3 separate regions of the Mus musculus genome follow, and all the other regions are linked to region 1. Evidence: chromatin loops called from intact Hi-C (ENCODE). Cell type or tissue: gastrocnemius. All regions are shown on one strand.

What was found. Hi-C counts contacts between places; a loop is a spot of excess contacts. Peaks named below come from ENCODE experiments on the same cell type or tissue, not always from the same donor. Only the 100,000 strongest peaks of a DNase experiment are listed, where the experiment ranks them.
Region 2: a loop joins it to region 1, with 10 times the contacts of the local background. A loop is called at or near these places in 20 of 42 quality-filtered maps.
Region 3: it touches region 1 in a loop (5-fold over the local background); 8 of 42 quality-filtered maps call a loop at or near these places.

The regions. Positions count from the first base shown.
Region 1 is chr5:65,210,089-65,218,088 of GRCm38, reverse strand. It overlaps Wdr19 (WD repeat domain 19), which reads right to left. Exons shown (of 37, transcript NM_153391.2): 5 at 5,159-5,274; 6 at 2,171-2,286. Among named protein-coding and RNA genes, the nearest start is that of Wdr19, 14 kb to the right of the region's middle. In gastrocnemius, no CTCF peak of the experiment used is centred here; a DNase peak (open chromatin) is centred at 4,564.
Region 2 is chr5:64,999,994-65,007,993 of GRCm38, reverse strand. It overlaps Fam114a1 (family with sequence similarity 114, member A1), which reads right to left. Exons shown (of 14, transcript NM_026667.3): 4 at 2,083-2,196; 5 at 1,851-1,960. The region is part of intron 2 of Gm32374 (a long non-coding RNA gene); the gene reads left to right. Among named protein-coding and RNA genes, the nearest start is that of Gm32374, 16 kb to the left of the region's middle. In gastrocnemius, a CTCF peak has its summit at 4,852; a DNase peak (open chromatin) is centred at 1,900; H3K27ac peaks cover 3,411 bases.
Region 3 is chr5:65,070,519-65,078,518 of GRCm38, reverse strand. Tmem156 (transmembrane protein 156) reads left to right here. Exons shown (of 6, transcript NM_001370814.1): 3 at 2,696-2,956; 4 at 4,649-4,768; 5 at 6,194-6,277. Among named protein-coding and RNA genes, the nearest start is that of Tmem156, 17 kb to the left of the region's middle. In gastrocnemius, CTCF peaks have their summits at 2,264 (motif pointing left) and 3,659; a DNase peak (open chromatin) is centred at 3,667.

The sequences.
Region 1 (8,000 bases):
ATGTGCACGCGTGCACAAGCACACGTGTGGGTGTGACCATATGGCTGGGCTATGACAGGAAAGGAAACCAACAAGGCTGCTTTTGGCTCAGCTTCTCCACTAATTTCTAATGTTTTGCCTCCCTCTCTCCCTTTCCCGGGGCTGAAATGCAGACAGAACCCTGAGGCAGGAGCTTTCAGCTGGCAGGTAAGGATGCGTCCTGGAAAAGGCCAGAAGCTAAGATGGAAGGGAGATGGCATTCTGGGTAACCCACCCACTTCCTTACTGCTACATGAGAAAGACAGGAAACCACAACACGACAACTGTCATGTTCTTACAGTCCCTATAATTCGAAACTTATAATTCTGTTACTATTTACTTACTTATTTACTGGTCCTAAGGACTGAGCACAGAGCCTCGTGAACTGAGCCACACTCCCAACCTCTGTGATAACATTTGCCCACACTCTGCCTTATTCAGGTTGTCTTCTGTCTTTTAAAGATTCACAGTCTAAAGTGTACTGGTTGTTACCACCTCCCAAAGCTATAAAGCATAAAAGCTGGACCACAAAATTTGGTAACTCATCATGAAAGGCCATGTGTCTTTTAGAAGACTACCTAGTATCACGGCAGGAGTGTGTGTGAATAGGAAAGTCCCGTGAAGGTGAAGAACCTTTCATAACAACCTTTGCTTAATTGTAAATAAGAGTCCCAAGAGAGCTACATGAATTCCTTCCTGTCCACACTCCATCACCTCCTACTAGGCTCCAACTCCTCCAAGGTTCCCCTACGTCCCCACAGTATGTAGACGAGAGACCAAACTTCAGACAACGAAACCTTGGGTGATAAACCACATTCAACTCCAGCACACTCCATGGGAGAGATCCACATGGTAGGGAATCAGGACTTACAGTGGATAGAGTGAGTCTGTATAGGAACAGAAATCTGCAAGGAGCTGAACTCTACCAACCACTACGTGAGTGAGCTTAGAAACGGCCTTGTGGGAGATTCTGAGGCAGAGGCACTCCAAGAAGCTGCATCTGGATTCCTTGTCAACAACAATGAAACACTGATGTTTCAAGCTCCTACATTTTGAGATATTTTGTTATACAACAACAGCTGACAAATACATCACATTTCCAACTGTCTGTACAGTACAGACCAAGGAAGGTTTATCTGTGTGCTGTGCCTAAGCAGATATTCCAAGAGTATTTCAGTCAGTGCAGCCTAGTTCAGACAGTACAGTAGGGCACTGAGGTATGGACTGTAAAGACAGTACACCAGGGTACTGAGGAATAGATAGTGGTTCATGGAATAATTTTCCCAGTGGTGATGCTAGGTAGCCATTGACAATGCAGATTCTCTGAAGAAGAGATCCTCTTAGGATCAAATCAAGTTTGGGAAATTTCAACAGAAGAAGGAATTCATCTTAATTGAGATTTAGTCAGGATTCCTTTGGAAACTATTTAACATATCCATTAAAGGTATATCCATTAAAGCTTTAGACTCAGGAAGCCTGATTTGGAGTCCACAGTTCTCTAGTTCTTACCATTTTATCAGCATGCATGCATAAAACTTCACAAACATACTGTCTGAAACCACAGAGCTGATAATCCATTTGATATCAAAGGGGAAAATATATTTCCTTTAATAGCTAACTTATTAATCTTAAAGAAAAAAATCCTAGTAAAAAAGGATTTGTGTGTGTGTGTGTGTGTGTGAGTGTGTGTGTGCGTATGCAAGTGTGAAAGTTTGTGTGCCCACTTGTATCTGGGTGCTGTGTGTGTGTATGGATGCATGGGAACAGACAAAGGTTTCTGATCCTTAAAACATAAAACTGGGGGCTGGAGAGCTGGCGTAGTAGTTAGAAGCACTTGTTGCTCTTGCAGAGGACCCAGGGTCAGTTCCCAGTGCCCACAGATGGCTAGTAAACATCTGTAACTCCAATTCCAGGAAACCTGACGACACCCTCTTCTGACTTCAGTGGTCACCAAGCATGCACACGGTATACACACATAACTGCAGGCAAACACTCATACACCAAAAGTAAAATAAATCAGCATCTTTAAAAATATGGAATTATAAGCATATTCCACAGTGACTTAAATAAACTTTTATACATTAATCTGACATAAAACTGTTTACCACAAGGAAAAATGAACATCTCACATAGAGAGATGGTGGCGTGTTACCTGTCTTATTGTGTCGCCTTCCTGGTTACTAACTGTAATCATTTTATCTTCACCTCCCAAAGCAAGGAGATTCTCTGAATTCCAACATCCACATGTGATTTTCTTAGTATGTTTTCCTGAAGAAAAAAAAAAAGGCAATTTTTGCTGACATGTGGACTTCTCAAAACAGATAAATAAAAAATTAGTTATGCTAATCTTATGTGCCATGGGACTGAACAGACAAGAGATTCTACTCCCACGAAAGCCCTTAGTGTCTATGCAAATTTATATCAAATCCATCATCACTAAGCTAGAAAGTAAAATAACGGTATATAACAACTTTTTTTTTTTTTAAAGATTTATTTTTATTTATTATATGTAAGTACACTATAGCTGTCTTCAGACACTCCAGAAGAGGGCGTCAGATCTTGTTACAGATGGTTGTGAGCCACCATGTGGTTGCTGGGATTTGAACTCTGGACCTTCGGAAGAGCAGTCGGGTGCTCTTACCCACTGAGCCATCTCACCAGCCCTATATAACAACTTTTTGTCTGGATAATATAAACAGGTCTTATCAGGGAACAATGTATTCCTCTACAAATTTTGTTGATTCATCACAGAACCAAGCTTGTAATATACAGGGTCCCTCTGTATAGCCTGGAACTCAGTCTGTAGAACAGGCTGGCCTCGAACTCAGAAATCTCCCTGCCTCTGCCTCCCGAGTGCGCCACCACGCCCGGCAGCTTGTAATATCTTAAAGGAAGCAACCCCTAAAGCACAAAGGTGAAGGGAGCGTTTAGAGAAGAGCCTGTGGGCAGACTGTGTTTCTCTTGGATTAAAGGACTCAGGTGATGCAGTGAAACCAGGAAAGGGAAGGATTACGTGAAGAGAGGCTGAAAGGTGCTGAAGACAAATGCCTTTCTTCTTGAAAATTATATTTATTTATTTATTTGCTTATGTGTGTGTGTGCATGTGCACATACATGGCACATGCATGTGTGCATGTGTGTTCCACAGCGCACATGCAGAGGTCAAAGGACAACCTTTGGGAATTGATTCTCTCCTTCACCATGTGGGTTTCAGGGATTGCATTCATGTTGTAAGGTTTGGCAGCAAGTGCCTTTACCTGCTGAGCCATCTCACTGGCCCATAAATTCTTCTCTTTACCAAGGAGAGGGAGAAGAAACCTTCCTTTCTTTCCGATACACTGTCACACTGCTCAAAACTCAGGCTCAGCATAGCATCAGTAAGAACAGTTAACATGAGCTAGAGTTCTCTGGTCACTTTGGTAACCGAAATGGGAGACTGGCATTATTTAATTAAACTGTCATAACTAACATGTGTACATATCAGAACACTGCATAGCAAGAAATGCCAGTATCTTGTTGAGCTCAAAGGCACAGATCAGTACAGCATGAAATGCATATTTGGTTACTATCCAGTGCTGGTGGATCGAGCACCCCAAGGTGGGATGACCTGATCTTAAGAAAGGTTAAGAAGAGGAGCTGGAGAGAGAGCCCAGGGGTTACGAGCATTTGCTCTTTCCCCAGAGGACCCAACCTCAGTTCCCAGCACCCAGAGCAGGTGGTTTAAAACCATCTGTAATCTCAGCTCCAGTGGATTCAACGCCTCTGGCCATTACAGCATCTGCACTCATGTGTAGCAAAACCTAAACATAGTTTAAAATAATAAAGACAAATCTTTTTTAAACAGTCAAAAGGAAACAGAGCTGAGCCACGAATCCCAAACAAGCATGAGAGAGGCAACAATATACTCATCTAATGGTCCTGACATGGCAATTAATTCTAGTCTTTTCAGGTATGTTTTCATATGATTATTAAGTAAAAATATGGTGCTGGACTATGGTGGCACACACCTTTAATCCCAGCATTAGGGAGGCAGGGACAGGCAAATCTCTCTGAGTTCGAGGCTAGCCTGGTCTACAGAGAGTTTTAGGACAGCCAGGGCAAAGAGAGAAACCTTGTCTTGAAAAAAAAAATGTGGCAGAATCATATTCATATTAAATACAGATTACACACAACATTGTGTTCATATGACAGCCTGATATGAGAATGATCATGCTCTGACATACTATTTCCATACACATCCAGTGTCCAAATCTCTGGGGCTTATAAATGTACTGGAAGACATTTTCAGAGATAAAGTGGGAATCAGAATGCCTACAGGGGTCATACAATTTGTGTGGAAAAGGCTGATTTTTTAACTGGGAGAAAATTTTAGTTTGGTCTAATAGATTAATGATGCTTCTATTTATCTCTCATCACTAAAAATTAAAATTAATACTAAAGAGAGACATGTGAAAATAATTTAAAATGACGCTATGCTCTTAATGGGAAGCACTTCCTCAAGTGTCCTGTAGGTGTCGCTATCTCCAGCGTTTGCTGACTCCCTTAGTGGAGGGGATGCTTTTCTGGCCGCCTGCGTGCAGTTAGCCCTGCTCACTCTACCGCTCATCAGAATGATGCTACAGTGAAGAGGGTCAATCTTCCTGGGTATTCAAGGGGCCAAGGCCAAGTGAACAGAGGGGGAAGGAATCAGAGCACTCCATGCAAGGTCACACGGGCAAACTACTCACATTCCAAAGTCTGCACTCAAGATGGATATTCCCCATGTAAGCAGGCACTGAACACTTTGGTTAACTCACTATGTGGATTAAAATTAGTATATGGTAGAATACAGCCACACTGACTAAAATTAACTAACATGTGGGGTCAACAGGTGTTGATACACATATGAGCTATTCTATGTCTAGAGATACAACCTGGGTGTGAGAGGGGAAATGGGTACCATTAATGTCCTGATGGCCAAAGACACAGGCTGACCTTAACTCAGGAAATCTTAGCAAGCAGGAGAGGGATCCTCTTGGACAGGTATCTAAGATGGACCAGGGAAACATTTTTCTGTGCCATCTCAGGGAAATCCCAGACAATGGAACCAACTCTCAGAACAGCATTGCCAACGTGTAGCAGTGTTTCCAGGTAGAACCTACCAAGAACAGGAATCTTTCGAGATGTCTGATGATTATAAATGAGCAAATTTCCTTTAATGGTCCCAACAGCCAGGAAACTTCCAATTTTTGACCAAAGAAGGAAAGACATTTGATCCCTGTAACATTAAGAGATATGTTACAGAACAGTTCACAACATAAACCCCTTAAGAATCCTCTAAGAAATACTTCATGTATAACTTTAACTTCTGCTTAGAAGCTGAAGTGCGACATTATAGCTCATGAGCTTTTAGCTGTAATATCAGCACTCGGGAGGCAGAGGCAGGCAGGTCTCTGGGAGTCCGAGGCCAGCCATGGCTACACAGTAAGACTCTGTCTCAAGAAAAAAACAAAACAAAACAAAAAATAAACCAAAAACTCGCACAGCTTATGGTTTTTAGATGAAGGCTACATGCTAAAAAGAATTTTGGAGGTGTCAGAGAGATGGCCCAGAAGCTAAGAACACTATCTGGACCCATGTTTGATTACCAGCACTGCCCCCATGGTAACACCAGTTGCTGGAGAGCTAATACCCACTTCTGGCCTCTGAAGGTACAGGAATACATGTGGTTTACAGTCATACATGCTGGCAAGACCATGCATAGAAGGGGAAATTTACATATAATATAAATAAATTAATTAATTAAAAGAAAAACTGGAGGCAGAATATCATCTTGGCAGCAGGTAGACTCAAAATAACAACAACAACAACAATAATAATGAATGTAGACTTTGTTATAGAACTTCAAATTTATAAGGTGACAGTCTTGAGACCTCAGTTTCTTCAAAACGGAGAACTGGTTTTGGAATGTGTTTGCACACTCCTTCTAGGTGCAGTGGAGAGTTTACTTCAGATTATTCATTACTGCTGGCTATTGTTATTTGTTTATATGCCTCTATGGAAAAACATGTTCTTCGCAATGTGAGGTTGGTTTGCCCTGTGTGGTTTCTCCTCCTCCTCCTCTTCCTCCTCCTCCTCCTCCTCCTCTTCCTCCTCTTCCTCCTCTTCCTTCCTTCCCCTCCTCCTCCACAACCACTAACATTAAAATAACAGGAATTAAAAATATTGGTCATTAATATCTCTCAACATCAATGGACTCAATTCCTCAATAAAAAGACACAGGTTAACAGTGTGGGTATGAAAACAAGATTCATTATTTTGTTCCATATAAGAAACACCTCAGCAAGAAAGATATTTATTATCTCAAAGTGGTGGAAAAAGATTTTCCAAGCAAACAGACCCAAGAAGCAAGCTGAAGTAGCCCTTTTACTACAGCCAAAATTAGTCAAAAGAGATGGGGAAGAACACTTCATATTCATCAAAGGAAAAATCAACAAAGATGATGTTTCAATTCTAAATGTCAATGTCCCAAATGCAAGGGCACCCACATTTGTAAGTGAAACGTTATTAAAGCTTAAATCACACATTGAACCTGTCTTAGTTATGGTTTTACTGCTGTGAACAGACACCAGTGATCACTGAGTAGAGAGTTGTTCAGTTTCCATGAGTTTGTAGGCTTTCTGTTGTTTCTGTTGTCCAAATCCAGCTTTAATCCATGGTAGCAATAAGATACAGAAAGTTATTTCACTCTTCTTGTATATGTTGACACTTGCTTTGTGACTGAGTATATGGTCAATTTTGGAGAAGGTTCCATAAGGTACTGAGAAGAAGGTATATTCTTTTGTGTTTGGGTGAAATGTTCTGTAGATATGTTAGGCTTATTTTATTTATAACATCTGTTAGTTTCATTATTTCTCCATTTAGTTTCTGTTTGGATGACCTATTCATTGACGTGAGTTAGGTTGAAGTCTCCCACTATTAATGTGTGGGGTTCTGTGATGATTTGCATATGCTTGGTCCAGGCAGTGGCACTATTAGAAGGTGTGGTCCTGTTGCAGTAGGTGTGCCCTTGTTGGAGTAGGTGTATCATTGTGGGTGTGGGCTTTAAGACCCTCATCCTAGCTGCCTGGAAGTCAGTTTTCTACTAGCAGCCTTCAGATGAAGATGTAGAACTCTCAGCTCCTCCTACACCATGCCTTTCTAGATGCTGCCATGCTTTCACCTTGATGATACAGACACCATGACCAAGGCAACTCTTATTATGACAACATTTAATTGGGGCTGGCTTACAGGGTCAGAGATTCAGTGCAGAACTCATTCTATGAGGCCACAGTCACCCTGATACATAAACAATACAAAGATTCAACAAAGAAAGAATTTCTGACCAATTTTCCTTATGAACATTGATGCAAAAATACTCAAATTAAATATTTGCAAGCCAAATACAATAATATATCAAAAATATCATCCACCATTGTCAAGTATGCTTCATCCCAGAGATGCAGGGATGGTTCAACATATGGGAATTCATCAATGTAACCCACTATATAAACAAACTGAAAGAAAAAAAACCCCACATGATCATCTCATTAGATGTTGAAAAACTCTTGAACAAAATCCTACACCCCTTCATGATAAGAGTGTTGGAGAGATTATAGCTGATTTCATTGTGTTTAAAGGTATGTACCTTGGATCTGCATAACTAAACACAATAAAGGCAATATACAGCAAGCCATTAGCCAACATCAAATAAAATGGAGAAAAACTTAAAGCAATTCCACTAAAATCAGGAATAAGACAAGGATGTCCACTCTCTCTTTATCTATTCAATATAGTACTTGAAATTCTAGCTAGAACAATAGGACGACTAAAGGCGATCAAGGGGATACAAATTAAAAAGGAAGAAGTCAAAATATCACTATTCACAGATGATATGATAGTATACATAAGTGACCCCCCAAAATCTACCAGAGAATTCATACAGCTGATAAATACCTTCAGTAA
Region 2 (8,000 bases), 210 kb after region 1:
ACATCCCTGGCCCTCAGTTAGTACTGTTACTTCAGGATGCGCTACATACTTCTGGAGGTGGAGCCTAGTTGGAGGAAGTAGGCCACTCTCGGATATACCTCAAAGGTTATATCTGGTCCCCAGTCCCTTCCTCTTTCTCAGCATCCTGACTGCCAGAAGGTATAGAGCCTCCTTCTTTCGTATTCCCACCACCATGATGTCCTGTCCAAGCACTTGGGACCAAGCAACCATGGACGAAAGCTTTTCAAACCATGAGCAAAATATATCTTCTTCCCTGTGTTATTTCCGCTAGGCACTTTGTCCCAGCAATGATAAGAAGCGACTAGCACAGAGAACATGGGCTTCCCAGAAGCTCACACTTTCCCTTGCTTTGATTTACTGCCCCGCCCACTCCACCCCCTCTCCTGCCCCCAACATCCTGTCACCTTAGCAGAGAATAAACGGGAGACCCAGGAAGTATCTATGCCTGGTGGGCCGGGACTGTGGGAGGAGGGCAAGCAGGTTCAGGACCATGTAAGGAGACTGAGGATGTGAGGGATGCACTCAAGATGACTGCTGGGGGCTGGCAAGATGGCTCAGTGGGTAAAGGCAGTTACTGCGTGAACTTGGTGACCTGAGTTCTAGTCCCAGAACCCCACATAAAGTGGAAGGGGAGAGGTGACTCCACAAAGTTGCCCTCTGACCTTCACATGATCTAGATGCCATGGTATAGGTGCCCTCTCACCATATGCACACACAATAATAGATCATGTAAAAAATAATTTTTAAAAAAGGGAGCAGTGAGAAGCCATGGGTTTGCTTTTTACACCCGAGTTACAGAGAGAGCTTCCCCCACTCTCATGGGTGGCCTTGAACAGCTCTGCGTTGTGACTCTTAACACTTGGTGTGCCTCCTTCTCCCTATCCAGTCTTCCTTTACTCCTGGCACTCTTTTGTCCCAACATATGGGTAAGATAACCTACGGGGCCATTCACAATCCCCTCCTTTCCCATAATGCATCACACACCATTGTTAAACCGCCTTAATATGGCAAGACATAGCATTAGCCTATATGGCCAGAGTCTGGTGAGGCTCCTCACACACAGTAAGGGTCAACTGTCTCTCTTTAATATAACAAATGGATAAATGACTAAAAAGGGCACGAGCCCATATTTCTAGAAAATATAGTTAGCTTGTTCTACATAGTAGACTCCTGTCTTCCTGGTGCTAAGGACCTGCTGACTTCCTCTTCTCACTGTGGTACCTCTGCTTCCTTTCAATGTTTATCATCAATAGCGAGCTTCCTGGAGGAGTGAGATGGTTGAGTATCTGTCTTTAAAAAAAATCAATTCAACTTAAATAAAAAGGAATAAACAAACAATGGAAAAATAAGACTTTCAGGTGTACGTTTAGGGTTCTGCAGGGAAAGGGGCTGTAGGGATCAGGAGGGAGGCTATGGCTGGGTTGGTCTCTGAGTTATTCTCCCTGAGTCATTACTAGTCCTTTTTTGCTTTGAAGGATTTCCAATTTTAAGAGAACTGAGACCTGATCCAGGAAGAACAGCTGTCCCAGCTCCAAGTTCCCTCCCTCACCTAAATGCCGTCCTTGAAGCAGCTAGAAGGGACACTGTTAGATCAGATTGGAAAAAAAATCTTCTAAACCACTCTCTTCTTTTAAACACAGACTGCATTTCATCTTGCCCTTATTATTTCAGATCCAAGGTTATAGCTACTCTGTAGCAGAAAGCATAACAAACTGGAATCCAAAGTCAGGAGTGAGGCAGCCTTCTCTCTGATGTATCTAGGTCACAAGCTGCAAAGATCAAAAGAACTGAGCCACTAGGGAAAACAGGGGAGGCCTCTAGGGACTCACCGTGTTTTGAACCACATTGGTGAGGGCTGACAGCATGCCTCTCGACCCTGCCGCCCCTGGTGGAGGAGGAGTGTGGGGGCCTCTGGCAGGGTCCTGATCTGGAGTCACATCTGTCATGGCAAGAAATAACACCCTGGTTAGAATGCATTTTGCTGATCTGAACTTGGGCTTTTCCCCACTGTGTAGTCATGCACACGGGTGTAACAAAACACCAGGCGAGCACGCCACTCACTTCCAGAGATTCCGTTTTCAGCATCAGTTGGGGCCCCTTCGGGAGATGCAGAATTGGCACTGTGGATTCGTAGGGTTGCCCCTGCCTTTTCTTTGACTGCTGTTAATCCATGACCTGCAAGGACATAAATATATAGTTCACAGAGACATTACAATCTGCACAGTCTGTGACCCTAGACTAATCTCACAAGACCATCTGGACTGCGGGGTTCTACCCTGAATGGCAGCAATGTGTTCAGATTCCCTGTGGTAGGATCCAAAGATGAACTCAGCATGGTCAGGCTGAGTGGCCTTAAAGCCACTCTCTTTTGTGACTCAGTTTCCTCACTATGTTCCCAGACCCCTTTTGGCTTCTGCCATGGTGGCTGTTTTTAACAGGGAAACTCCAAACTCAAGTCAGCGTCTTTGAAAGGCATGTCTTCATCCTGTTTTCTAAAGTGTCATATGGCTGATCAATCGTTCTCTTGTGGTCGCTGTTGGCTTTTTGAAGTCCTAGCACATGGCAGGTGCTCAGTTAACATGGGCTGGATTGAAGTCAGATGACCTTCAATACGTTCCTATGTATAAACCTATGTATAATATGTTCCTAGGATTATATGTATGGTGGCATATAATCCTAACACTCAGGGGGCTGAGGCAGGAGGATGGCAAGTTTGAGTCTAGCCTAGTCTGCATAAGATTCTAGGTCAGTGTGGGCTACTTAGCAAGATCGTGTCTCTAAACAAAACAAAGCCCTCCAAACAAACAAATAAAAAAATAACACTACAGTTCCTCAAACGTACACCATGAAAGGTCTTGAGCTGACAGCTCTAAATCAAAGGGTCACTCAGTGGGGAAATTGGGAAGGAGTAGCAGTCCAAAGTAGGCTGAAGGTCACGGACTCCATCAGACTAATAGCACCTGTATTTCCAAGAAGGGACAGTCTTTATTTCCAAGACACTGGCACAGTTGGGATTCGGTAAGGAGTACAGAGCAGACCTTCCCACTCATTGGGTAAAAACCAACCCTTGACTTGATAGAAAAGAGTCTTCTATTTCATCCACAGACAGCTTGACACCCTGCACTAAGATGGGGTAAGCCTTTCTTAGACAGGAGGAAGGGATCAAAGCACTGGTAGACCACTGCGGTCCTCATGGCTACTGGAGTTCTAGAAGGAAAAACAGCCTGTGCCCCCTCCATCTGGGTGCCTGCTACCTGCCGTGGCATGTAAGGAGAAAGGAAGCACGCATCCTGGGACCCTGGGTTGTTCAAACACGAGGCAGTGGTAACCAAGTCAAAGGAAGACACCAGAGTCAACTAGAACCAGTCAGAATTACAAAACACTGTTCAAATGACTGTTCATCCATCTCTTGAGTTAGAGGAAGACACAGATGAGACTCATACATACTCAAAAGAGTAGTATTTTGGATCTGATATCAATGCATAGAACCCTGTGGAAATCTAGGTGTGGTGGCATGAGTTTGTAGCCTCAGAGCTGGGGACATAGAGACAGATACATCCCTGGGGCTTGACATCCAGCCGTTGTAACTGAATCAGTAAATTTCAGGCCAAGTGAGCCATGCTGTTTCAAAAGGCAAGGCAGACACAATCCTGAGGAATACCCTTTGACTTTCGAGGTTAGCCTTTGGCCTCTGCACATACTCACACATGCACCCCCACATACACACAGAAGGCCGATTTCTCAGTTCTAACCTGATTTATCAAAGCAACACAGGCAATGGTATTTACTGGCTTCTTCCAACGAAAGCTATTTGTCATCATATATTACCTACAAACCCTGAAAACTTAGGAAACATGATTTACAGCTTTAATTACAATAGAAATATGTGCCTACACTCATGCAGATAATTAAACACAGCTCAAACTCATTACTGAGTTACTCGGAAAAAAAAAAAAAAACAAACTGCTAAGCCGAAGACTTAATTATAAGCTTTCAATCTGACTCGAATTAATTCTTTCTAGCCTCCAAAGAATTCCAAACATTTCAATGGAATCTCATCGAAATTTCAGCAAACACTTAAGTCGTTGGCTTCATATTCTTCAAGGTAGTTTAAAAACAACAACAACAACATCCACACAGACTTTCCAAAAGGAGACTGCAGAATTCTCCACGCATAATTCACAGCTATAGATTTCTGAGAGCCAAAGTCAGGGAATAAGTGATCTCTGGAGGCACAGCTTGCTCAGCTCTGGGGCTCAGCGGCGCTCACACTCATTATTAGCTCTTTAATCTTCCGGGGCCTTACATCCCCCTCTTTGACTTCCTCCACAGTAGGTTAGTCTTGTCTGTTTCTCTGTTGGGAGAGCTGCTTCTCATCTTGGCCAGTCTGTAGTCCCAGCACTTGGAAAGCAGAGGAAGGTAAGAGACTAGCCTCAGCTACCTAACAAGTCCAAGGCTTGCCTGGGCTACATGAGATACCGTCTCAAACAAAACAGCAAAGGGAAAAAAAGAACAAGCCTCCCACATGACCACAGACAAGTGTGCATAAACTGTCTCCAGAACTACCCCTTTGTTTTCGGAATGGAAGACAGTTTTCATGTGCATGCAGCTAAGATGTGTTTAAGCCGGCATTTCACCATGGTGCTATCTGTTCTCTGATTAACAATTCTAAGTTTTTTTGTAAGTAAAAGAAAGTACTTTCTGAATTTTCCTAGAAATTCAAATTTAAGCGTTATATTTACCTAAATATTGTGATTTTTTTTTAAATAGGTAGAGACTGCCACACCCTACTTAGCTGAGCCACTTCCAAAGCTTGACTTAGTGTGACATCTAGTGCCCAGATAAGGAAATCATAACAGAGCCACTGGGACTTTTATTTTTGACTAATGACTCCATTTCCAGAGGTTTCTACTAACAAGAAAAAGACAACAAATGTGTGTGACACTACTTGGTGTCGTTTGTGAAATAACTTCACACCACCACAAACCCTAAATATTCTAAAACATGGAAGGCTCCGGAATCCCAAGGCTCTGAGGCTGGGACTGGGTCTGGTTTTCAGGCTGCAGTAGGTGAGTGCTGGAAAGCCAAACCAGAAAACAAAACAAAACAAAACAAAACAAAAAAAAACACAAACAAACAAACAAACAAACAAAAAAAAACCCAGCAAACCCAAATCAAGACAAGAGGGCAAGAATGTCCCAAGAATGTTGCAGGACAGTGTCCTCTAAAAACATTCCATGGCCATCTGGCTTTTTAATTACCTGTGCTTACACGCTAAATGAAAGCAATCTAGACTGAAATCCGCCAAGGACATTGGTCCCACAATTTCTTAGCTGTGTGATGTTAACTTAGTTACCTAATTTGTCCGCGTGTCTCTGCTTCTGTGCTTTTTCTGCCATGAGAATTATAATATCGACCTTCCAAAATCTCTCCTCTATACCTTTAGGACATCCCAGACACTGTATTAAAGTGTCTACTTTTCTTAATAACACTGTGCTAAGAGATGTGTAATACCCCTTCCATAACTGAGAAAACTGAGGTCAATCAAAAGAACGTTATCTGCCAAAGGTCCCAAAGTTGGTAAGCGGGAAGCAGGATTTAAATCCAGTCCATCTGATGCCAGAACCAACATGTATAATCCCTTTGACATACTGAGGAAGTTTTATAGTTGAGAATGCCTTCTAACCTTGAAGGTCAGATCCTTGGTCAGGCTCTTCTTTAGAACACTTTGACTTATGCTAACCTGAACTTGAGTTGCCTCACCTTGACCACACAGCAAGGTGAAGTCCATGTTCGAAGTGTGGCCTTACTCTGGCTCTTGTATCCCAGTCATGCCTTGCACGGTCAGGGTTGATGTTCGGAATCACTCCCTGTACTGGAAGACGTGGGGATGCGGTTGGGTTGGGACCATGGGGTATGGGGTGATACCACACCCCAGTTCAATATTCTTCTTAAGTCCTCTTCTTGTGAATCCTATCAAATCCAAAGGCCCAGCCCATTGGGAGAGAGAGATGAAATAGCATACTTGTGGAGGCTGGGTCTCCGACCAGTGGTAAAGAGGAATAGCTGTAGCTCTAGACAGCATGATCGGGTAGCCCAAGGCTGCTTTCTGTTAGACATATTTGCCAATGGCAAGGGCTGCAGCTACGTCATGAGGAGGTCTCTTCCCATCTAAATTGCTTTCTTTTAAATATATTTCCTTCTTTTAAAAACAGTACATACAAAACAGACAAAACCATCAATTGGTTCTCTGATCTACGTGGCTGAATTTTCCCCTAATACGTTTTGAGGGAAATGGGTATAACATAAAATGTATCCTCTTAAGTGCTCCACTACACAGTTTCATGGAGCAGACACACCGCTAATGTCCACTTCCAGACCTCATTTGTACCCATTAGGCAGTAGCGCCTCCTCCCTCTACCTACCAGGCCCTGATAACCTCTGTTTTACTCTGTGTCTTTCTGATTTTGGTCACTCTAAGAACCCTATCCAAGTGGAATCCCACAGTACTTGCTTTTTGTGCCTGGTCTTGTTTAGCTTAGCATAACGCCACTCAAGGTTCATCCATTTGTGGTGTGTGTCAGAATTCCCTTCCTTTTTAAGGTTGCATATTATTTCACTGTATACCCTGCTTGTTATATATACCATTGGCAGATCTATGGCTTGCACCTACATGTTAGTGTTGTGAATAATGACAGTTTGAACATGGGTATACAATAACTCTCTGAGACCTTACTCTCAAGCCTTCTGAATATATACCCAGCAATAAAATAAGTAGATCACACCCTAACAGTTCTTTATTGGTGTATATTTTGGTTGTTAGCTCATATATGCGCGTTGAACCACCCTTTCCTCTAGCTCTTTGTTCGGATAGTACATCATCAAAGCCTAGCCCCAGCACCCTCTTAAAAACTTTAACCTACACTCCCAGCAACTCTGAGCTTTTTCTATTTTGTATATTTTTTAGATATTTGCCACTTCCTGGAACTTTGTATAATTTTCCTATTCAGAGAGTGTATTCTCTGCTGGCTTTTTTCTCCCTCTTGGGGGAGGGAGCTTTAATTCATTTGTTCACACTCAAGTGACTATGGCACACCCAATACAGTAAGTAGTCACTGCCTGGCTTCTGTATTGACCATCTCTGTACATATACATCAGTGAGCTTTTCAAAGAACCAGCAGAGGTGGGCTGGACTTAGAGGAATGTGCACTTCAAACTCTATGGAGAACGCCAACTGCCCTTTGGAGAGGTCTTGCCTTACACTCTTCTTGGGGGTGAATTGTAATGACAGTCATCTAAAAAATATTGATCTTGCCTCAGACACTTCTCTTAATGAATTCAAGACATAATAACAAGTCGTAGAATGTAGTTTTTTAGAAAAAGATACATCGAGGCTGCCATGCTCAAATAAGCAAACTAAATGCAGCTTTAAAAGGTGACAATCAACTTTCTTTCTGGAAAAGTCTTCGCTCTCCAAAACGATGGGCAAATTTCTCTGTGGTCAATGTTCAATATACCCTACCCTAGGGTCAGGGATAAGAATAAGTGCTACTGAGCTGACAATGTTTGCATCAAAGCCCACCAGAAATCCATCAGTCTTGTTCCTGATACAGAGATTTCAAAGCACTGTGGGAAACTGTAGCATCAATAGCATCATCCTTTTCATGGATGAACCGTGATGGCTATTCTTGGTTATCAACTCAACTACATCTGGAACCAACTAAACCCAAATGGCTGAGCCCACCTGTGAGATACTTTTTTCTCAATTAAACCCTTTGAAATGGGAGGCCCACTTCTAATCCGGATCTTTTGTAGTAGGAAGATCCATCTTTCATCTGGGCCACACTTTCTGCAGGTAGTCTATATAAAGGACATGGAAAAAGGAAGCTCTCTTTCTTCCTTTGTTTGCCAGTCCATTCCTTTGCTGGCATTAGAGCCTACATCTTCAGGATTCTGACATATACTGAAGAGTTGAGACA
Region 3 (8,000 bases), 140 kb after region 1:
GTGTGTGTGTGTGTGTGTGTGTGTGTGTGTGTGTGTGTGTGTGTGTGTGTTTGCTTGTATCTGTGCACCATGTGTCTGCAGTGGCCACAGAGGCCAGAAGAGGGCATTGGGTCCCCTGGGACTGGAGTTGCAGAGGGAACTACATGTGAGCTGCCATGTAGGTGCTGGGAATTGAACAGGGTGCTCTGGAAAAGCAGTGCGGCCTCTTAACTGCTGAGTCATCTCTTAACTGCTGAGTCATCTCTCCAGACCCTGTTTTCTTTAGGCATTTGCCAGTCAGCAGACATTCAGGTGGTTTCCCTATTTCAGTTATTGTGAACTGTGGGGATACGTCTTTGAGAGTCTGATTTCGGCACTTTTGGATGCCAGAAGGTGAGATTGTTGGAGTAAGTGAGATTAGACCGCTCAGTCTTTGAGGAACTTGTTAACTATTTCCCAAGCTGACTGGGCGGTAGTGTCTATCCCACTATCAGAACAAGGACCCACATTACCCCCACTCTCAACAGCATTCTTTATTCATCTTCTCCACATGGGGCACCCTGACAGGAGTCAGTTCGATTCTGATCATGGCGCAAACTTGCATTTTTATGATGACAAGTGATGTTGAACATGTTTGCCTACGCCCATTGGATGTTTGCATCCACCCACAGGACATGGATCTTTTAACAGATGTAAGAATCTGTTCAGGTTCTGTGCGGGATTGTTTGTTCTGAGACACGGTTTTCTTATGCTACCCATGATGGCCTCCAACTCCTAGTATCCAGCAATCCTCCTGCCTCAGCCTCTGGAGTAGCTGAGACAGCAGGCATTACCATCATACCTGATATTTGCCCATTTTAAAATCAGGTTGTCTGTTTTTCTCCGTACTCCTCCTTCCTCGATGGGAATTCCTTACATGTCCTGGATATGCCCGTTTATCAGCTATACCCTGTGAATCTTTCCTCCCATCCCATAGGCTGGCTCTTCCCTCTCTGGATGGTGTCTTTTGTTTGTTTGTTTTTTTTTTTCGAGACAGGGTTTCTCTGTGTAGCCCTGGCTGTCCTGGAACTCACTCTGTAGACCAGGCTGGCCTCGAACTCAGAAATCCGCCTGCCCCTGCCTCCTGAGTGCTGGGATTAAAGGCGTGCACCAACACGCCCTGTGGATGGTGTCTTTTACGTTGTCTTTCCACTTTCATTCAAGTCCCAAGAATCTTGCAGCAAGTTAGCCATAAAGTGGGCCTTTTCACGGTGACTCAAGAATCTGGTCTTTGTATCCCAAAGGACCAAGTGGAACTACTTCACCTTTTCCTGCTTGGTGATACAATGCCATTTTTTTTTTCTTTCTTCTGCACTTGACTATCTTAAAATTAGGTCTGGAGTCTTGAGAAAATGACCACAATATTCAAAGTATTTCAGCAAGGCAAAAAGGTTTGCTTTTACAGAAGGGGGTGTAGCCAGCCTTAATCAAACAAGCAAGTATGCCCTCCAGGAATCTCACTGGGTTTTTATTACTAACTCCAAGGTGTTCTGCGCCTCACTGGGAGTGGCCAGGGTGCTTAGCCTTGCATCCTGCTGCTGGCTAACTTAAAGCAATGCAGCTGAGAACTGCTGATAACTGAGACGGGGATGCAACTTTGAGGTCATACTTTGATCTTAGAAAACTGCTGACTGGGGAGGAATTTTGTTTTTTCCCTGAGACCGTAGCTTTACAAAGTTCTTTAAAAACAGAGAGCCAACTATGTCTCCTTTAAATCTTTAATAGAAAAGTTTCATTTACATGCCCACAAGGAGAAACCAGTCTAACTCTCCAGTACTCTATGGGGAGGGAGCTAAATCCCCCTATTTGTGGGAAATCAGTAAAATTTTGGGATAACATGTGGTGTAGACTGAAATGTATCCTCTCAAATTTTAATATGTTGAAGTATTAACCTTCTTCAACACTGAGGCTGTGACATCTGGAATAAGATTGTGGTACATATAATTTTCTTAAGATGAGATCACTGTCCTGGAACCTAGCTCAGTAGGACTGATGTCCTTTTAAAAAGGAGACCTTTGGGCTAGGGAGGTACTCCTTTTTAAAGTGCTCCCCAGCCAAGAAAAAGGACACAAGTTAGATCCCCAGAACCAGAATGAAAAGCTGTGTGTGTAACATACACTTATAGTCCCTGTAATGGGGAAGTGGAAGGATTCTCGGGACTTGATGATCAGCCAGTTTAGCCAACCAGCAAGCTCCAGATTCCTGCAAAATAACAAAGGTTCATGTCTGCCCCCTACAGGTGTACATGTAGGCACACACATTAGCTTACACACTATGTATACACACTATGCCAATATGTCGACATGGAAAAACACACACATGGAAATACCATGTGAGGATGAAGGAAGTGACTAAGGTGGTGTTTCTGTAAGCCAAGGAAAGCAACAATTTTAAAGTTACAAATGTGATAATTATGTCCATAGCTTCTTTTTCTATTTTAAGAGATTTGGGTCTTTGGTTGGTTGCTTGTGATCGTTTGTGTTGTTGTTGTTTTGGTTTGGTTTGGTTTTTGAGGCAAGGCCTTGCACTGTAACCCTGGGTGGTCTGGTACTGTCCTCCATCAGCATCCCGAGGGTTAGGGACATCATAACTATGTCCAGTGATACTTAGCTCTGAATTATGTTTTCTTATTAGATATCACCACTCTGCAAATAACCGGTTCTCAACCTCGCTGTAGGTCTTGTCATGAGGGGATCAATGGAAGTGACGGCAAGTGATTTGTCCTCACCCTGTCAGTATTTTAACATCACCGCCGCTCTTATAGCTGACCCTGTGAAGGAAGACAACACTACCTGCACTCCCGAAACCCGTCCTGGAAAAGCCTCAGCTGTCGATGAAGATCTGGCCAGGAAAAAGTCTCTCAACCACACTTGTAGATTTATGAAAAGTACGAACAATTGTGCTCACATTTTCTTGCGCCTAGAAACGGATGTAAAACGTAAGTTTGAAAGGAGGTTAGAGGGAATGGGAGAACTTTGGTATCTATACAAAAACATTAAGAAAGAGCTGTGACATTAACCAAATGTCACCGGAAGTTGAGTTGCTGAAGAATTTTGTTGCTGAAACAATGCAACCTGAAAGGGTATTAACCTTTCTATGTATTTAGTTTTCCTATCAAAATGTATTTTTATGGGACTCAACCATAATCGGAGATAGAGGTGGTATGTCTGGGTTGTGAGAGACATGACTTGGGACACTAGAAAGGGACACTAGAAAGATTCTGTCCTAGGAGAGCTGTAGTATGTCTGGTATCTGTGCTTGATGAACAGCCGACAAACCTCAGAATTCAAAGGTGGGAGGTTTTTTTTTTTTTTTTTTAAAGGTAAGTATCCAGAGAGGATTAAAGTTGGCTTTTAGCCAGTTCAACCCATCCTCTCTCAGAGCTGACACAGCCCAGGTGAGGAGAGTTTTCTGATGTGATGTTGTGTGGATTAGGCACCTGGGGGGGGGGGTGTCACCGGTTGCTTCTGAGGGGTAAGAAGGTCGGATGTATGTAAAGTCTGTTCAAGGCTGATTAAGTCCCTAACACCCTGTTCTGAGCCCCACAGTTAATACTTTTTGCTAAGCACTGTGCCCCACCTCACCATAAAGTCTATTATTAGAAAGCACCTTATGGTACATCCCTTCAGCGAGCGCCCTCTGGATGTCAAGCCCTGTGCTGGGACGGGAGCCCAGAGACAGAGGACCAGAAAACTAGAGAATGCAATCACCTGTAAACCGTGCCTCCTGGAGCTGCTAGTGCCATGGGGGACTCTTCCCTAGACATTTTGGTGCTCCAAGAATATGGGCGTTTTCCCATTACTTTAGAATGCTTTTCTAAAGCTTAGCCATATTAAAGGTAATTATTTTTTAAAATTATGTTTTCAGCAAACATAGATATAGAAGGTGCAGCCTCCCCAAATGTTCCTTCACACGAGTCTCTGGGGATATTTTCTATCCAAACTGCATGTACCAGCCTTTACCTGGCAGATCAGGATTTGATCCTTCATCTCTCTGGCCACCCATCCAGGTCAGCGGGGTCCTCTGTCTGCACCAGCGTTCACACTGTTGCCCCACCTCCAGGGCGCCGGCTGGGCCTTTGTTAATTTGAGGGCATATTTGGGGGGGCTACGACCAAGATGATTAATGGCACACAGCTCTGACTCTAGTGCCACTGCCCTGTGGCACTCTTGATGTACAATAAGAACATTGGTATTGGCATCACCTGGAAGTGAAATTAAATGCTAGGGGTTTGAATTGAATGGATCCCTGGGAGCCACTTGGCCAATTTCCTCATTTAGTAGCTTTATTTCATATAGTGGAAAGACATTCAGGGGAGCAAGGGACCCTGTTCCAGTTAAGGCTGCAAACGCCTTCACCATTAAAGGCATGTGCCACAATATTGCCTCTTATCTGAGGTACTATCTCATTGTGTAGAGTGTGTGTGTGTGTGCATGCGCACACACATGTCTGCCATAGCACACGAGTAGAGGTCAAAAGACAGAAACCAGTGGTTGGTTCTGTCCGTGCTTCCTGTAAGCTATAGGGATGATAGAACTGTGTGTTGTTGAGTACTTAAGCCTGCTAACTAGCTAACTAGTCCTTTATTGGTTTATAGTGTTTAATATATATATATTTTTAATTTTTATAGCTGTCACTTGTTCCATGAAGATCACTTGGTACATTTTAGTGCTATTAGTTTTTATGCTAAGCATCATCTTTATTATCCACAAAATACTTGAAGACCACAGGAAAGTGCGGAGATGGCAGAGTAAGTACTAAGAAATAAACGCGTTGCAAGGACTGTCTCTGTGAGGGCATTCCTTTGCCCAGGAAAACACATACAAATACCTGTTTGCCCCCTGATTTTCTTTTTAGTTCAGATGGCCACTTATTGTGTACCTACTATGTGTAAATGCTGGTTCTAGACACTCTAAGAAAGTATCAGTCTTCGAGTCAGCTAGCAAGCAGCAGCCTGCTGTGCTTCCTGGCTGTGAAGGGAGTTCCCAGGTGGAGGGAGCAGCATGCAGAATAAGAGTGATCAGGACTGCCCTGACTTCCCTCAGTGCTAGACTGTTACCAGGAAGTGTAAGACAAATAAGTCCCTACCCCAAGTTGCCTCCGGTTTTGGTATTTGTCATAGCCCCAGAATGAAACCAGAACAATATGTAAACAGTACTATGATTTTCGTTTTGTGCATGAAAAGGGGAAAAAAATGACCAAACTCAGAAAAGTTCATGGTTTCGTCCAAAGCTGCACAATTAACAAAATTACAGTATAAAGACTTGGTATTTTATAGGCATTGAAATCTTTATTTTAAATAAGTGTATGTTATTTGAAAATAATTTTCATAGTTCTATGTTTCTTGAACTCTTTTTCTATGTGAATACAATTAAGAAAGAAAGATACAAGGTAGAAAAATGCCTAGAAAGACATGGGTAGTGGGACATTACCCATTACGGTACCCATTACATTACCCAGTACATTAAATTCTTTCAAATACCTATCCAGATGACAAATTTGATGGCTTTCAAAGGTTTTTCTTACAAGTCTAAGCATATAAAGTCATGGAAAAAAAATCACAATACTCATGCCATTACACATTAATCTGAAATGTTTCCTAGATACTCTACATATCATATCAACGTAGATAAAAGTAGTATTTTATAAATAAGGGTTGATACTTTTCATGAGCAGACGGGCCATAATGATATTTATGGTAGTGGAGAAACCATCACTTTAGAAAGAGTCTGTGGGTTTTTGTTGTCGTTATTGTTTTGTGGTTTGTTTGTTTGTTTGTTTGAGACAGGGACTCAGTACGTAGCTCTGGCTGGCCTGGAACTCACAGAGATATATCTGCCTCTTCCTCCCGGGGCTGTGCTAAGGTTAAAGACTTGCAACCAACAGGCCCTCGTGTTTGTTAATGAGAGAGGACTTAATGGTAAAAGTCCTTCAGTGTCTTGTTGCTCCAGACCCCTTTTGGAACTCCTTGATAACCCTTTAAACCAGAACCAAGAAGACAGCAAGAATGTGATTTTGTAAGGGAGGGGCACTGGGGTCTTACTATGTAGTCCAGGCTGACTTCAATCAGTATCCTCCTGCCTCAGCCTCCCAAGTGCTGGGATTAGAGGCATGGACCACCACAGCTAATGTGCTTGTTTGTCATCTAAATGTTTAATTTCTTTTCTTGGAACAGGTCATAAGTACAAATCTACATCTGGTCTCTTAAGAGGAGGTGGCTCTGTGAAGCTGAGCACTTTGAGCATGAGGGTTATTCCAGGTGAGTCTGCGGCAGCCTACGGCTAGGACAGGAGATTCCCAAAGCTGCTGTATCAGTTCAGAGCAAGCTCAAGATCGGAGTTCATTTTCAGTAGCCTTGGGACTGGAATAAAGGAACTGTGGGCAAATAGAATCCAGCTTAGTATTTCTCATTATCAGGGGACAGTCATGATCAAAGCCACCTCCCTAAATAATGGAAAGTTTGCCTAATTGGCAAGAAGAAACTCCTGTGAGTAGGCAGGGGAGAGAAAGCCATAGGGAACACGCCTGGGGTTTATTTTTAAATGAGACAAGATACCATTATTTCTCAGAATTGCATGAAGTAATTGTAGAGTGGGCAGAGCCTCTGCCGGAGCCTTCACTTCACGGGGTGTCTTTGTATAAAGAGAACTCCTAATAGCCTCAATTAAAAAGCCCCCTGTCCTCTCCGGAGAAACCGGGAGGGACTAAGGGGATCCTAATTAGAGCAGCTAAGAAGGCCGTGGGCACAGATGCTCTGGCTCCAGTCTCATCTCTTTCTGACTGTGTGGCCTCCTGAATTCCTGCTGTCAAGTCACATTATAAAGAGAGACTATGATATGGACAGGGGGATGTCCTTTTCCTTCACAGAAAAGAAATGATTTTTAAAAAACTGGAAATCCAATCTAGGGCCTGGAGCATATTAGGCAAGCACTCTACACAGCTGAGGCTGTGTCCATCCCCTCTTTCTAAATTTTGAGACAAGATCCCATTAAATTGCTAATTTATAGCTGAGATGGTCCTCATACCTGTGATCCTCCTGCCTCAGCCTCCTGAGTACCTGGGCTTAAAGGTTTGTTACACGGTCTGGCTTTTGTTTAGTTTCCATTTTAATCTCTTCCAGTCTCTCTTTCTCCCTCTCCCCCTCCCCCTCCTCTGTGTGTGTGTGTGTGTGTGTGTGTGTGTGTGTGTGTGTGGAGAGAGAGAGAGAGAGAGAGAGAGAGAGAGAGAGAGAGAGAGAGAGAGAAGGACTTACTACATAGCCCAGGCTGGCCCTCAAGAATTATAGTTCTCCTGCCTCAGGCCCCCGAGTAGTAGGATTATGCTTATATGCCTGTCAAGAAGGAATATTTTGAACTCTTTAAAAAGTCACAGAATTGAGTGATGTTTACTGATATTCTTTGTCTCCAGTGGGTGGACAGCTCCTTTGCACTTGTGAGAAGATACAAAAGGAGGCTTCAGGTCTGCTGTGTAAACTCTTTTTTTAAAAAAAACGACAGGAAACTGGACAACGCCCTGTCTTCTACTGCAGGGCAACAGCAGCCACCTAGAGACCCAGCCAGCCTTTCCCGGGGGGATCATGTGCCTAACGCTTTTGTTAGCTACTGAAACAAGCAGTCACCCAGACCCTTAGTCTGGGAAAAATTAGACTGTGTGCGCCTAAAGACCTAATTTTAAATAATCCAGACTTCCTAGTTGGTATTAGCAAGTTATTAAGCCATGTATGGTTACTTAGCATTAGTTAAACAATATTTAGTGTCGGCTACATATGGATCAAGTTAATAGAAATTTTGTGTGGTTCATGAAAATTTTGTTTAATTAATAACATATTTAAAAAACAACCCATAGTATGGTTTTAAGGAGAAAAACCGATTCCTAAAGGGAGGTAATGATGATTTGTCCGTCTGTCTATCTGTCGGTTCGCTTATCTAGTATACCTGCTCTACCCCAGGAATGGTTTAACCCAACTCTGCCGAGTTTTGTAG